5 separate regions of the Homo sapiens genome follow, and all the other regions are linked to region 1. Evidence: chromatin contacts called from ENCODE Hi-C or POLR2A ChIA-PET data. All regions are on one chromosome and are shown on one strand. Each heading gives the region's core, a stretch centred on a gene start or an enhancer-like site at or near the end of the contact. The rest is flanking DNA. Distances are from core to core; before and after follow the strand shown. Region 1 has its middle 150 kb from the start of MIR4316. Region 2 has its middle 11 kb from the start of LINC01987. Region 3 has its middle 38 kb from the start of LINC01987. Region 4 has its middle 51 kb from the start of LINC01987. Region 5 overlaps SEPTIN9 (septin 9).

What was found. A loop is a pair of places that touch in the nucleus more often than their neighbours do. ChIA-PET counts read pairs that join two places held with the same protein, here RNA polymerase II (POLR2A). Pooled maps may share reads with other maps.
Region 2: a map of heart right ventricle shows a loop between it and region 1 (3-fold over the local background). The contact joins two enhancer-like sites. A Hi-C loop is called at or near these places in 47 of 168 maps with a recorded cell type or tissue (CD14-positive monocyte, CD4-positive, alpha-beta T cell, CD4-positive, alpha-beta memory T cell and 23 more), 8 of 37 single-sample maps with no recorded cell type and 35 of 50 pooled maps. POLR2A ChIA-PET finds 5 or more read pairs at or near these places in 2 of 52 experiments (A549 and SK-N-SH).
Region 3: a map of heart right ventricle shows a loop between it and region 1 (2.1-fold over the local background). The contact joins two enhancer-like sites. A Hi-C loop is called at or near these places in 1 of 168 maps with a recorded cell type or tissue (heart right ventricle) and 9 of 50 pooled maps. POLR2A ChIA-PET finds 5 or more read pairs at or near these places in 1 of 52 experiments (AG04450).
Region 4: a map of HepG2 shows a loop between it and region 1 (7-fold over the local background). The contact joins two enhancer-like sites. A Hi-C loop is called at or near these places in 15 of 168 maps with a recorded cell type or tissue (B cell, CD4-positive, alpha-beta memory T cell, CD8-positive, alpha-beta T cell and 12 more), 8 of 37 single-sample maps with no recorded cell type and 19 of 50 pooled maps. POLR2A ChIA-PET finds 5 or more read pairs at or near these places in 1 of 52 experiments (BJ).
Region 5: a loop to region 1 is called in a map of naive thymus-derived CD4-positive, alpha-beta T cell, with 11 times the contacts of the local background. The contact joins two enhancer-like sites. A Hi-C loop is called at or near these places in 1 of 168 maps with a recorded cell type or tissue (naive thymus-derived CD4-positive, alpha-beta T cell), 1 of 37 single-sample maps with no recorded cell type and 7 of 50 pooled maps. POLR2A ChIA-PET finds 5 or more read pairs at or near these places in 1 of 52 experiments (H1).

The regions. Positions count from the first base shown.
Region 1 is chr17:77,540,739-77,543,439 of GRCh38, reverse strand. No RefSeq gene overlaps it. Among named protein-coding and RNA genes, the nearest start is that of MIR4316, 150 kb to the right of the region's middle. Within about 2 kb of position 1,250, at least 5 of the 41 ENCODE cell types and tissues checked have a DNase peak (open chromatin) inside an H3K27ac peak, as active enhancers do; they include heart right ventricle, where a contact is called at or near this core.
Region 2 is chr17:77,737,890-77,740,589 of GRCh38, reverse strand. No RefSeq gene overlaps it. Among named protein-coding and RNA genes, the nearest start is that of LINC01987, 11 kb to the right of the region's middle. Within about 2 kb of position 1,434, at least 10 of the 41 ENCODE cell types and tissues checked have a DNase peak (open chromatin) inside an H3K27ac peak, as active enhancers do; they include heart right ventricle, where a contact is called at or near this core.
Region 3 is chr17:77,689,012-77,691,711 of GRCh38, reverse strand. No RefSeq gene overlaps it. Among named protein-coding and RNA genes, the nearest start is that of LINC01987, 38 kb to the left of the region's middle. RefSeq lists enhancers at 1-264, 265-1,144. Within about 2 kb of position 1,396, at least 4 of the 41 ENCODE cell types and tissues checked have a DNase peak (open chromatin) inside an H3K27ac peak, as active enhancers do; they include heart right ventricle, where a contact is called at or near this core.
Region 4 is chr17:77,778,551-77,781,298 of GRCh38, reverse strand. No RefSeq gene overlaps it. Among named protein-coding and RNA genes, the nearest start is that of LINC01987, 51 kb to the right of the region's middle. Within about 2 kb of position 1,496, at least 8 of the 41 ENCODE cell types and tissues checked have a DNase peak (open chromatin) inside an H3K27ac peak, as active enhancers do.
Region 5 is chr17:77,330,231-77,332,994 of GRCh38, reverse strand. The region is part of intron 2 of SEPTIN9 (septin 9); the gene reads right to left. Among named protein-coding and RNA genes, the nearest start is that of SEPTIN9-DT, 50 kb to the right of the region's middle. RefSeq lists enhancers at 1,965-2,540, 2,541-2,764. Within about 2 kb of position 1,399, at least 20 of the 41 ENCODE cell types and tissues checked have a DNase peak (open chromatin) inside an H3K27ac peak, as active enhancers do.

The DNA of each region.
Region 1 (2,701 bases), core at 1-2,500:
TTGCTGTGGACTAATTCTCATTTCAACATGTGGCTGTCATTTCCCTGTCATCATGGCTGATTTACAACAGGGTTTAATTAAATTCTCTGTACATTATTCAGCATTCTCCAAAGACAACACCAGAGAGGCCCGGGGTATTTAAAATGTCACCTGCTGAGACATATCACCTCTTCCTAAATAAATATGACAGTGATCAAACTTTGGCTAATTACAGTGACTTAGTTATTTGTTTGTATGTTTTAATATTTAATTGCTTTCATGTTCATCCAATTACTGAGCCACAGCAAATAGAAATTAACTTTTTATCAGCGTGACTCAGCCCAGCTCATAAGCACTCCAAAGCCTCAATACAATAGGAACTGCCCAAGCTGAGGATCACAGCCATGTTCTCAGCTCAGTGGACGGGGCCATTAAATTAAGGGAGAATCCTCACGGCTCCATCCCCGTTCCCAGCCTGCATGGGGCTGCGGGCCCAGCTTCCAGGAGCATCTAACTCAAAGCCAAGCAGCTGAGCGAAGGAACGCAGGCAGGGCTTCTAATTCCACACTGACACCCGATGGCCACTCTGTGCAACTGCCCCGGGTCCTTCAGATACTTAAGATTCCTGGGGAGATGAATAGGAACTCCTGGGTACACAGAAGTGAGAGTTTTTGAGTTCCCATATCAGTAACCTAAGTTTCTCCTCACCAGGGAGGCTCTTTCTTGATGGTCCTCCAGCTTTGAGGGCCATCTGCTCCTCTGGAGACGTCCTGGCTCCTTCTGCCAAGCTTCCTGGGACAAAGGGGACACCTGAGGGCTGGTTGAGTGCCTGCTGTTTTTAGAAACGGGAGCCAGGATAGGAACACAGCCCATCACCACCCGTCTTCTGATCAAATGCATTAGCCAGTCCTCAAAATCGTCCACCACGCCCTTGAAAGCCAATTCCTCTGATGTTATCTTAAAAGCTCCCCCTGGCTCTCTTTCCCACCCATCGTTCCAATACATCATTGACATCTTGACATCCACTCTTCTCCCAAGGCTAGCCTGGGCATGGAAGAATTTCTGCAGAATTTTAGAAATAAAAAAAAGAGGAAGAAGTAAGCCTTTCTGGGAAGCTTCAGCAATTCCAAATGGGATAAGCAAGTTCTACCTCCAGCCTAATCCCACAGCCTCATGGGATGTTGGCTTAAAATGTTCAACTTTCCAAAAATAAAAAATAATCTTTCCACGCACTTAACATCTTATCTCTCCTGCTCAGCTGTAAGCTCCTTAAGTGGGGGTGGGGAGGCTCAGAAACCAGAAGAGAGGCAGCTGGGGTAAGAGCTGCAGAAAATGCTGGCTGACCAGCTCTCTGTGGAAGGGGCCATGCCTGGCCTTTGTTGTTGTTGTTTTTAATAAGTACTTAAAACAAGTTAATAATATTTATATAAAGTAATATTTCTCCTATGATTCACTTTCAATTTATTTTAGAAAAAAATATATAAGTGTACCCAAAATTCCAAATCAATTTAAAGTAAGAACTCTCAGTTTTTGTCTAATACATCTTATTTTATCTTATTTTGAGACAGAGTCTTGCTCTGTCGCCCAGGCTGGAGTGCAGTGGCTCAATCTCGGCTCACTGCAACCTCCCCTTCCCGGGTTCAAGCGATTCTCCCCCTCAGCCTCCCAAGTAGTTGGGACTACAGGCACGAGCCACCATGCCCGGCTAATTTTTGTATTTTTAGTAGAGACAGGGTTTCACCATGTTGGCCAGGCTGGTCTCAAACTCCTGATCTCAAGTGATCCGCCCGCCTCGGCCTCCCCAAGTGCTGGAATTACAGGCGTGAACCACCACACCCGACCCAATAAATACTTTAACGTCCAAAAAAAATTAAAAATGGTTGGAAGAGTGTTTCTTGATAAATATCAACATTTCTTCAACGTAGTTGCCTGGTCTTTGTAAGGAGTGTGGCTCACTCGGGGCAGCCGGGGGTCCTACAAGGAAATGCATTCATTCATTGAGCAAACAACCTCTACCGTGCGCTAGTGCACTAGGTATGGATTTAGTGATGATAGAAACAACCACCACAGGAAGAGACAAGGTCCCTGTCCTTGTGGCGCTGAAGCTGGAAGGAAACTCACAGATAATTCCGAGTGGGTGAGCTGAGGTGTGGGGAGGAGACGCGGAGACCGCAGGGGCGACCTGCCTGGTCTGAGGAGCTGGGAAAGGCTTGCCTGGGGAGGCCGCATGTGAGCTGACAGCTGAAGACAGACAAAGAGCCTTTTTCAATTAACAAAGAGGAAGAGGCCTCGCGGAAGATTTTTCCTGGGGGCTCAGAGTTTATGCAAATTAACCCAGCCCAGAACGAGGAATTCTAATTGGCCCCAGCAGGTGCCTCCTCGGCAGGGTCGTCCTGCAGTTGGGCACCTGTGTGAACGTCTCCATCAGGGTCCCCGAGGCCAGCACTGGCTGTCAGACCCAGTCTCCTCAGACCCGGAGATTTTTACCTGAAATTCACATTGAGTCTTCACTCCCCGTTCCTTTCGAACTAACTCCCCCTGACAGGCAAGTCCTTATAGAAAGCGACAAAGCTTCCAGTCCTGTGGCTTGGCTGAGAACGACTGAGAAACCAGGATGGGAAGAGGCCAAAGAGGACACAGTGGACTGAGCTGGGCTGGGCATCGGGGAAGGCTGGACCTCAGGGTCGTCAGGTCCCTGCAACGCGGGGCTGGCTCCGACGGT
Region 2 (2,700 bases), core at 185-2,684, 200 kb before region 1:
GTGGGTGTGTGCTACACCCACGATTACAGCATTATTATAAAGGATACACATAGAACAAGGTCTGGGAGCATCCTGGACTTGCAGCTTTCATGCCTTCTCCTGTGGAATCAGGATGCATCACTTTCCCAGCAAATCCATGTGTTCAACCAGGAGGCCCCACTGAGCTTTGAAACTCACCGCAAAGCTACAGTAATCCAAAGAGTATGGCGCCGGCATAAAGGCAGGCATATAGACCAAAAGAGTAGAATAGAGACCCCAGAAATAAACCCTCGCATATATGGTCCAATGATTCTTGACAAGGGTGCCAAGACCATTCAATGAGGAAAAGAAGGTCTTTTCAACAAACAGTGCTGGGAAAACTGAATATCCACCTACATAAGAATGAATTTGGACCCTGACCTAACACCATATGCCAAAATTAATTCAAAATGGATTACAGACCTACATGTAGGAGCTAAAACCATAAAACTCTTAGAAGAAAACAAGGATACAGCTTCATGACATTGGATTTGGTGACGATTTCTTAGATATAACGTCAAAGGCACAAGCAACAAAGGAAAAAAATAGACAAATTGGACTTCATAAAAATTAAAACCTTTTGTGAGTCAAAAGACACTATCAACAGAGTAAAAAGGCAACCCACAGAATGGGAGAAAATATTTGCAAATCATGTATCTGGTAAGGAATTGATATCCTCAAGAGATTTCAGTGTCCAGAGTTTTGTCGTTGTTGTTGTTCCTTTTTGATATAGAGTCTCGCTCTGTTGCCCAGGTTAGAGTGCAGTGGTGTGATCATGGCTCACTGCAGCCTCGATCTCCTGGACTCAAGTGATCCTCCTGCTTCAGCCTCTTGAGTAGCTGGGACTACAGGCGGGCACCACCATACCTGGTTGATTTAAAATTATTATTTTTTTAATTTTAGTAGAGAGGAGGTCTCACTATGATATCCAGAGTGGTCTTGAACTCCTGGGCTCAAGTGATCCTCCCACCTCATCTTCTCATAGCATTGGGATTACAGGCATGAGCCACTGCACCAGACCCAAAGTTTTCACTGGGATTTCATTACGTAGCCATGACTGATTAAATCATTGTCCTCATGACTGAACTCAATCTTCAGCCCCTCTCCCCTCTCCGGACTTTGGGTGGACCAAAAGTTCCAGCCCTCTTATCACGTGGTTGGTCTTTGGTGGTCAGCCTCCATCCTGAAGTCCTCTTGGCATGTGCCAGGAGTCACACCATCAACACAATCAAGACACTCCTATCATTCAGGAAATTCCAACGGTTTTCTGTGCCAGGAACCAGGGACAAAGACATACTCTTTATTATACCACAGAGGTGTTGTCATTGTCCTTTTGCCAAGCTTAGGCTGGGGCTGAGAGAGAGAGAGGAAGTAACTGGCTCCAAATCCTGCAGCTGGCCTCTGACAGACAAGGGCAGCTCTCAGACCTGACAGCCTCAAACTCTCTGGGCTTAACCCCTAAACTGAGCCACTGCCACCATGTGAAGGGTGGGTGGAGGAAGAGCGCTGAGCAAACTTTCCCTGGGACCAGTGCAGACCAAGTGAGGAGAGGGGGAATTCCATTTCAGAAACGGAGGAACTGTATAATGCCATGAGAATTGCTTCTGGCTCGCAGGGAGTGAAAACCAGTGCTTGGGCTTCTGGGAAAGGACACAGAGCCTCTCTCCATGGAGAACTGATGACGTGCACAAGCCATCATCTGTCCTGAGAAGTTAAATCCAGGGCTGGGGAAGCAATTCCCAGTCCCAGCCCTTCCCTGCCTGCCCCACACCAGTGCTGGCTTGGGCAAGCTCCTAAGCCATACCAAGGCTCAGACCAAGAAAAGAATCGATTATCAGCCAACGAGGAAAGCACGCTACCACTCTTCTCTCCATCGAACCACTTAATCAAGGCTAAAAAGTTTGATTTTCTTCTTTATTGTCTACTGATTTTTTTTAACAAAGTTTTACAGCAGGCTGGCTCAAAACATGAAGCTTTGGGAAAGATTTGCTTTTCAATGCTGTGGGTTCTCACTGATAGTTATGTGTCTGGGGCCAGGGATCCTTCTCTAGGGTTCTTTTCACCCTATAATTCTGGAAAGAGAGAGTGAAATCAACTTGGGGTCGGTGTACCCTCAGATCCTGGAATCACACCCCTCAATACCATATTTTACCTGCATCATGTGTGCCTGGGTCCATTCCCCTAGGGAGGTCAAGAGCCCTGTTGTCCAATAGAGAGAGAATGTGAGCCACTGAGGTGATTTTAACTGAGGACATTTTTCTAGCAGACACAATAAAAAGAAACAAGCAAACTTAAATTTGATAATATATTTTATTTAGCCCAATATATCCAACATATTATCATTTCAACATGTAATTAATATACAAATCATGAATGAGATTTTTTCAATCTTTTATTCATTCTGAATCCTCAAAATCCAGTTCGGATTTGACGCGTACAGCACATCTCAGTTGGGAGAAGTGGTATGTCAAGTGCTTATTAAGAGCCACCTGCCGCTCGTGACCTCCACCTTAGACGGCTCATGACTATAGCCTTCGCCATCCTCCTGAAAGGGACCTGTGGCAACCCATAAAAGCTTAGAATTTCTGCTCAAGTGTCTGTCATGCTGTAGAGATTCCAATTTCCATCTGCAAATAACAGAGAGCCACTTCAGCTCTGCGTACGGGCCGCGTCTTTTATTCT
Region 3 (2,700 bases), core at 147-2,646, 150 kb before region 1:
CACCCCTCTCCATGCATCCGTCTTTTCCATGCCTCCTGCTGCCACCCTGGTCACACTCTCCTCTCTCTGACCTGGACTTCCAGCTGCCCTCCCTGCCATCTCTGCTCCCCCAGGCCACCCTCTGCATGGGGCAAGCCCAGTGAGGGACAATGAGCGTAAACATACGTGCCCTGGTGTTGATGATGCATAGAATTAGGAAGGGCGATGAAGATTCCTCTTCCAAGCGTGTCCCTTGAACAAGGAATTGCACCTCACCCTGGTCATGAATGTGTAGCAAGGCAATGGGTGCCAAGTCCCCTGGGATTCAGCTGCAACCCAGGCCAGCTGTGTGCCCTTGGGCAAGTCACGCCTCTCTCTGAGTCTCAGTTCCCCCTAGGACATTAAGGGGGATGAGTGTGGGGGCTTTCAGTAGCTTTGTTCAGTTTGCATCCTCTACATCTATGCCTTAGTTGTCTGCATTTTCCTGGCTCCAACCTGCTTCTAAGCGGGTATCTGGGAACAGAAAGAAAGAGGAGAGGAAGGAGGGGTCCTCACTCCTGATAAGCTGCAGTGGCAGCATCAGCCTTCAGGGCAAGGGGGCATCTGGCGGGGCAGTGGTCTCAGGAAGACATGAGGGGAAGCCCCCCCATCCGCCTGCATCCCATGGCTCCCCCGAGCTCTTGGCTCCTGGGCAGAGGGGTTTCCTGGCTGCTTTCTTGTGCCTTCCACCTTTGAGGATGAATTCTTTCTCCACCTTTAAGCACATTGACAAGATTAATGCCATAATCGGGAGGGGCTGCCATGGAGGCTCAGGGGTCTCTGAGCAATAACTCCTAATTCAGAAATTTATCTAGGGCAGCAAAGACAAGGGCACTCCCCACCAGGACCGGCCCTGCCGGGAAGGAGAGGAGCAGGTCTGCAGGCTCACCGCCCGCCGAAACATCCGCTTTGCACATGCCTAATTATAACTTGGGTTGCTACAAACGGAAATGGACTAAACCCATTAAATCTATTTTTTCTCCCGTGGTGGGAGGGAGTATGGATTTCTTAAAGATAGAGAATTTAAATTAAGCTTTAAAACTGTGACTGAGCGAGATTTAATACTGACAATTAGCCTGGACAAACAGTTAATCGTCCTGGCGGGGTAATTTATATACGTTCCATGTGCCCACGAGGCAGACAGCACACTGCACTGCAAATTAGTGCAAGGAAAGAGGCTTCGCTCCTCCTCGAGCTGCAGCCTGGGGGGGCGGGGGCTGTTTAGAGCTTCCCATCCCAGTGGCCTGACGTGGCAGGAGCAGGGTGGGCTGTCCCATTTTACGGGGTCTGCCTGGCAGACAGCCACCCAGATGTCTCAGACCCTGGTCCCTGGAATGGGAGTGGTCAGTGCAGCTGTTTCAGGGCTTGGAAAGGGAAAATCTTGCCTCTTCCTTCCAGGGAGGACATGGCGTAGTAGGCGGAGCTCAGAATTCTTGGAGGGTTTATTTTCTTTTATTTTTAAGTTTATTTTTATTTTTTATTTTTTCTCACTCTGTCTCCCAGGCTGGAGGGCAGTGGCATGATCTCAGCTCACTGCAGCCTCTGCCTCCTAGGTTCCAGCGATTCTCGTGCCTCATCCTCCCGAGTAGCTGAAACTACAGGTGCATGCCACCACACCCAGCTAATTTTTTGTGTTTTTAGTAGAGATGAGGTTTCGCTATGTTGTCCAGGCTGATCTTGAACTCCTGACCTCAAATGATCCGCCTGCCTCTGCCTCCCAAAGTGTTGGGATTACAGGCGTGAGCCACCATGCCTGGCCTTATTTATATTTTTAATTTTTCTGGGTACGTGGTTGGTGTGCATATTTGTGGGGTACATGAGATGTTTGATACAGGCATGCAATAGGAAATACACACGCCATGGAGAGTGGGGTATCCATCCCCTCAAGCATTTATCTTTTGAGTGACAAACAATCCAATGACACTCTTTAAGTTATTTTAAAATGTACAATTAAGTTATTGTTGGCTATAGTCACCCTATTGTGCTATCAAATAGTAGGTCTTATTCAATTTTTCTTTTTTCTTTTTTGGCACCCATTCTGGCTGCTCTGGCCCTGGAGACCTGAGTGGGCTGAGCACTCACTTCTCCACTCTGAATGTCAGTCTCCTTGTCTGTAAAATGGGCTGAATGAGCTTGGTGCTCACTTCTCCACTCTGAATGTCAGTCTCCTTGTCTGTAAAATGGGCTGAATGAGCTTGGTGCTCACTTCTCCACTCTGAATGTCAGTCTCCTTGTCTGTAAAATGGGCTGAATGAGCTTGGTGCTCACTTCTCCACTCTGAATGTCAGTCTCCTTGTCTGTAAAATGGGCTGAATGAGCTTGGTGCTCACTTCTCCACTCTGAATCTCAGTCTCCTTTTCTGCAAAATGGGAAGCACTTGCTCATCAGAGTTCTTGGGATGGGTTGGACGCCAGGTGGAAGCGTCTATCTCAGAGCCTCAATGGATCCTGTTTGCTCATCACCTGGTTCCTCCTAAATGGAGAGCTCCCTTATGCTCTCAGAAGCCCCATGTGCCTGGTCCTCAGAGAGTGCCCATGAATGGGGGCTAAACAACTGACTTTCAGTGTTTATAATAGCTGCTGTATGCTTCCCAGACAACAGCCTTCTCTACCTGGAATAGATGCGTCCATTCGTGGCAATGTGGCATTGATTTTTTTTTTTTAAATACCACATTAGCAAGAC
Region 4 (2,748 bases), core at 247-2,746, 240 kb before region 1:
GGCTGCTGGAGTCGGGGGGGGGCACTGCTGGAGTTGGGAGGGCCTGCTGGAGTGGGGGGGCCTGCTGGAGTGGGGAGGGCCTGCTGGAGTGGTGGGGGCTGCTGGAGTCGGGGGGGCACTGCTGGAGTTGGAGGGGCAGGAGTGGCCATTCTCTTACTTCTCCCTCCACTGTGTTTTCTTTGCCCCCTGCTACTGCCAGGCCAAGCACCTTTCTCCCAGGATTATAATTCGCGTGGAGTGAACCCCCTTTCTATTTTCAAGGTGTCCAGCTCTTGCAGGGCACTGCACCTTAGGTGGATCACCCAAGAGTCTGCTGAGTACCCCCGCACAAGTCCGGAGAGACACACAGAAGCGGGGCGTTGTCCTCAGGGACTCGAGACTCACAGACGAAGATTGGAAACCCACCAAGCCCTCTGTGAAATCTGGGCCACCAGCACCCTGCTCCTGTGGGGTGAGAGTTGTATCATGGGGACAAGGATGGTGCCCTGTAAATGCTGACCCACCGATGGGGACACTGGGGATCGGGCAGTTTGGGGACAAAGGCAGACCCAGGGGAGTGGCTACTTGGAGATTAGGAAGAGAAGTGTGGGTGGGAGGCTGCCTCCTGTGGCCCAGGGTATCCTGTCAGTGTGCTGTTTGACCCAAGCCATGTGGTGGGGTCCCCAAGAAGCAGCAAGTTCAGGGGATGCTGTTCTCATGCAATTATATTCCTCTCAATAGCAGCTTTCAGGAAACACAAGGCCAGAGGCACTTTAATTGGAATGGCTTTATAACACTTTTCACATCAGATCAAACCCTGTGATGACCAATGCATTCCACTGTTTGGTTTGAAAAGCACGTTAACAGAGGGGTGCAGGGCTGGATTCACTGGAGATGTACAGAACTGCCCCAGTGCAGCTCGGATGGTTCTGCAGGCCCAGGGTGAAGGAATGAATTGGCTTCCTCATGTGTTTTAAATCCATCACTGGTTGCAGCAAATCAATCCCCCAGAATACTAGCGTCCTTGGTGGAGTGATAAGATCAGGTTCTGGAATGCACTCTAGGCTCTGGCTCAAGATGGCCCTCACCCCACAGAGGCGTGGCGCCAAGGCCTCAGCACCCCCACCGTCTGGGGCAAGCAGCGGTGCCTGCCTTTGCCTTCCGGGAGGAAAGTTCTTCATCCAGATCTGTGGCCCCAGGATCCACCTTCCCAGGCTGCTGCAAGTTCTGCCTTGGCTCCATGCCAGAGAGTGTCACTGTGCCTGGGACATGGGGACCTGTCCCGGGGCTGGGGGAGAGGAGCGAGCAGAGGAAGGCTCCTGGCAGGCGAAGCCATGCTGGCCTCACTCCAGACCTCACATCCTCTCATCAGCTGAAGATGCACCAGTGCAGGCGGGCAGCACAGGGCCAGGCGGCCCATAGTTCCCTTAAGCGGGAGGGGTGGGAAATCGGGACAAGCTCCCTGAGAGCCAAGACCTCCAACTGCGGTGGGTCAGCCACACGGTGCCCGGGAAAGCAGGCGGTGGCCTCCCTGTTTCCCCCGAACCACAGCCGCTGACTCCACATGACGGGGCCATCTATGGGGCTTCTCTCAAGACCTTGCCCCAGGCGGATCCCCCTCATCTGCAGGCAGGGCCCCAAGCCCAGACCCCCAGGAAGGGGCCACCCTAACTGCCCTCCTCTAAAACCACAGCCTTGTTTTCCAGCAACCCCTGCCCCCTTCTAAAGGAATCCTTCCTCTCCCCTTGAAGTGCCTGCGGACAGATTAAAGCCTCCTTCTCTGTTCCAGATTTTTCTCCCAGAGGAGCTGAATTTCAGCCGAATACCCATGGGCAGTTAGGGTGGCCTCTAACAGCTCTCAGGGAGCCAGTCCCGATTTCACACCCCTCCCGCTGTGGGCACTGGTAAGGAGGCATCTCACTGGTCCACTGGCAATCCCGTGGGGAGCCGGCTCTTCTTGCGGGATTTGCTGAACCCAGGCTGGCAGAGCTCAGGCTGGCAAATCCCTGCATTGCAAAGCCAGGGCACTGAAAGGAGGCAGGGAGGGGCTGCTTCCGGGACCCAGAGTCTTGGCAGCTGTTGCTGGGCAAGAATCCACCCCTGCCGCTGCCATTGGTCCTTCTGCCTCTTCCTGGCAGAGCAAGAGTGATGCCCACACCCAGGGGTCTGGTCCGTTTCATCACCCAGGCTGCCTAAGGAGGCCATGCCCACTGGCTTAGGCAGCCTCTTGGGGTCCAGCGCCATCCCGGCCAGGGCCACAAAGACAGACACAGAGGAAGCAGCCACAGCTGCTTGGCCATGGCCCCCATGCCAGGGCTCCTGGGCACAGCTGCTCTGTGATTCTCCTGCCTGCTGCTTGCCCGGCTCCCTTGCCTTCTTTCTCCCCAGGGCCTCACCCTTTCCCAGTGCCTGTTGCTGCTGGATGGGCAGGCGGGCGTCCAACTCCTGCTCTCCTGCTGTCCTGTCTCCTGGGGTGCAGTGCTGGGCAGCCTCATGCAGCCAGGGTCTGTCTCGGGCTGTAGGGCACTGGGCACCCTTCGGGCACATTGGCCTCAGGCTCCCCAAGGGCAGGCCCCACCTGGCTTGTTCATCTGCACCTAGAGCAGCACTTGGCACACAGTAGGATCGAATAGATTAGTGATCTGAGGGACTGTGGCACCCACTCCTCCCCACAGCAGGAACTGGCCTGTTTGCACCCTTCCTGCGGGAATGGAAGCCTGACTTCTGGGAAGCCCTGGAACCCTGGAAGAGGAAGGGGCAGATCCTGGG
Region 5 (2,764 bases), core at 150-2,649, 210 kb after region 1:
TACTCTAGGTGTTTCTACAGAATAAATGAACGCCCATATGCACAGAAAAACTTGTACAAGAAGAACCAGCGTAACAGGTTTACTCATAAGAGCCTCCAGATGGAAACAGCCAGGGGTCTTTCAACAAGAGAATGACTAAAAACCCACAGAATGTTCACACAGTGGACGTTACTCAGCAATAAAACAGAACAAATCGCTGGCACCTGCAGCAACATGGGTAGCTCTAAGAAACACTCAAACTGGCAAAATTATTTCGTGGTGGAAAAAAAGCACAATTGTGGTTGCCCTGGGGAAGGTGGGGACTGTGATGCACCTGGAGGGGCATGAGGAACTTACTGGGGTGATAGTGATGTTCTATGTTCTGGTCAGGCTGGGATACACGTGGATACCTTTGTTAAAATTCAAAGAACGGAACGTTTCACACCTGTGCATCTCAGGGTATATACATTTTACTTCAAAGAAAAACAAAAATAATCACAGACAAATGCCGGACTCTAGTTAATGAAATGCAAACTGAGGTGTTGACAGGATGTTGTGTGCTGATTTCTGCAGCTTATTTTAAGTGCATCAAAACCAGCGTGGATGCTGGTGGCCAGAGGGATTTGTGGTGAAGCAAACAGCAAAATGGTTGCTGTGGAATCTAGGTGGTAGGTGCATGGGTGTTTACTTTAGAATCTTTCATGGTTTCTTTTTTGTGGTTTTGTTTTGTTTTGTTTTTGAGACAGGGTTTTGTTCTGTCGCCCAGGCTGGAGTGCATTGGCACAATCCCAGCTCACTGCAGCCTCAACCTCCCAGGTTCAAGCAATCCTCTCACCTCAACCTTCCGAGTAGCTGGGACTCCAAGCCTGCACCACCATGCCTGACTAATTTTTTGTATCCTTTATAGAGATGGGATCTCACTATATTGCCCGGGCTGGTCTTGAACTCCTGGGCTCAAGTGATCCTCCTACCTCAACCTCCCAAAGTGCTGGGATTACAGTCATGAGCCACCACACTCAGCCCTCTTTCATCTTTTCTATGTTTGAAAAGTTTTACGGCAAAAAGTTGGAAAAATGTAAAAAAGATTGAAACCTATCAACCAAAAATAGGAAAAATAAAATAAAAGAGATGGCAGGAGACCACCCCCTTTCCCCCTAACTCAGCTTCCAACCCTCCCTTTCCCCGCCCAGTTAGGACAGGAACCCCAAGGGCTCGGGCCCCCCGTGCCTGTGCGGGGAAGGAGGCACCCCCGTGCCTGTGCGGGGGCTGGTCATCTGCCCTCCGGTGCATTCTCTGCACTCCACTTCCCCTCGCCCGCAGTGAGCAGTCACAGTTGGCGGAAACTACACCCAGGCAGCCTCTGCCCACAAATTCAGTGAAAATGCAAACCCCGCAGGAGCTGGACTCTCGAGAGCTTGCGGCGCCACCTGCTGGAGGAAAGGCTTTCTGCACCCGAGTTCCTCTCCCCTTCCTCGCTGCCACCCGCCTCCCTGCCCAGGCTGGGCGGGTCCCCTCTCTGCAATCTCGGGGCACTGGTGCACGGGAAATGCCCAGTGCTTCATAACCTCCCCCCACCCACACCTCAACATCCAGTCCTCAGTGGACACCGCCCCCGCTCGACAAACATATCACACAGGCACAGTCCAAGACCACCCATTCCAGGAGGAGCATAAGCCCCAGTGCCCATCACCCCAGCCTCTTCCTCTCTCCCTCTGACGCAGTGACATAGGCCCAGGACACTGAAGACCCTTGACTTTATAAACATGCTGAAGTCAATCATTCTGAAGCTGTAGTTTTTATTATTATTATTATTTTTTATTTTTTGTAAAGACAAAGCCTTGCTATGTTGCCCAGCCTGGTCTGGAACTCCTGGATTCAATTGATTCTCCTGCCTCGGCCTCCCAAAGTTCTGGGATTGCAGGTGTGAGCCACTGTACCCAGCCTGAAGCCGTAGTTCTTTAATTATTGTCAACAGCAATACCCATCCCTCTGTGAGCAGCAGGGCCTGCTGGCATGGCTGACAGCCCTGCATCACTGCATCGAATCTGCTGCCTGGGACTCCAGGTGAGCTCCGATTCCCAGCTGGAGGGACAAGCTGTGTGGGGCTGGGCAGGGTGAATTGCGGGAGACCAAGCCCAGACTGAGGGCCACAAGCCACATGAGCACTGGGGCCAGGCAGGGACAGTGAAGGAGACAGTGCAACTCTGAGGAAAGACAACGCCACAGAATGGAGAGGCCCAGGCCCGGGGTTCCCTTCTGCTGCCGGACAGGCATGCCTGTGCCTCTCCCCCAGTCCCCGTGATGGTCAAGCCATGTGCTCTCTGAGAGGCAAGCGAGGCTCCTGACAGCAGGCTTTAGGCTTTAACCAAATTGTCTGTTCTGCAGGGTGAGCTGCACAGGTGCCCCCACTCCCGACTTCTTTGAATCCCTGTTGTCTCCAAGTCCTACCCATCCTTTCCAGGTGAACAGAAACACTGCCCAGGGGAGAACGGAGGAAGAATCCAGGAAAGGCTGCCCGAGAGCCTGGCTGAGTCCACGCCATCGCCAAGAGCAGCGCCAAAACTCAGGAGCTGGTGAGATTATGGCTCAGGGCCCACATCAACATGAGGGGGTGTCAGTCCCATGATCAATGAGTCCCTGTCTCACCACCTCCTGCCATCCACACCTTGAGGGCCACAGCCAGCACGTGAATTGGAGCTGGCTCCCGGCACCTTCCTTCCTACACCAGCTCCACAATGTGAGGTGGGGGCCCGCCCCCAGAGGCACCCGGAGCAGCAGGTGCTCC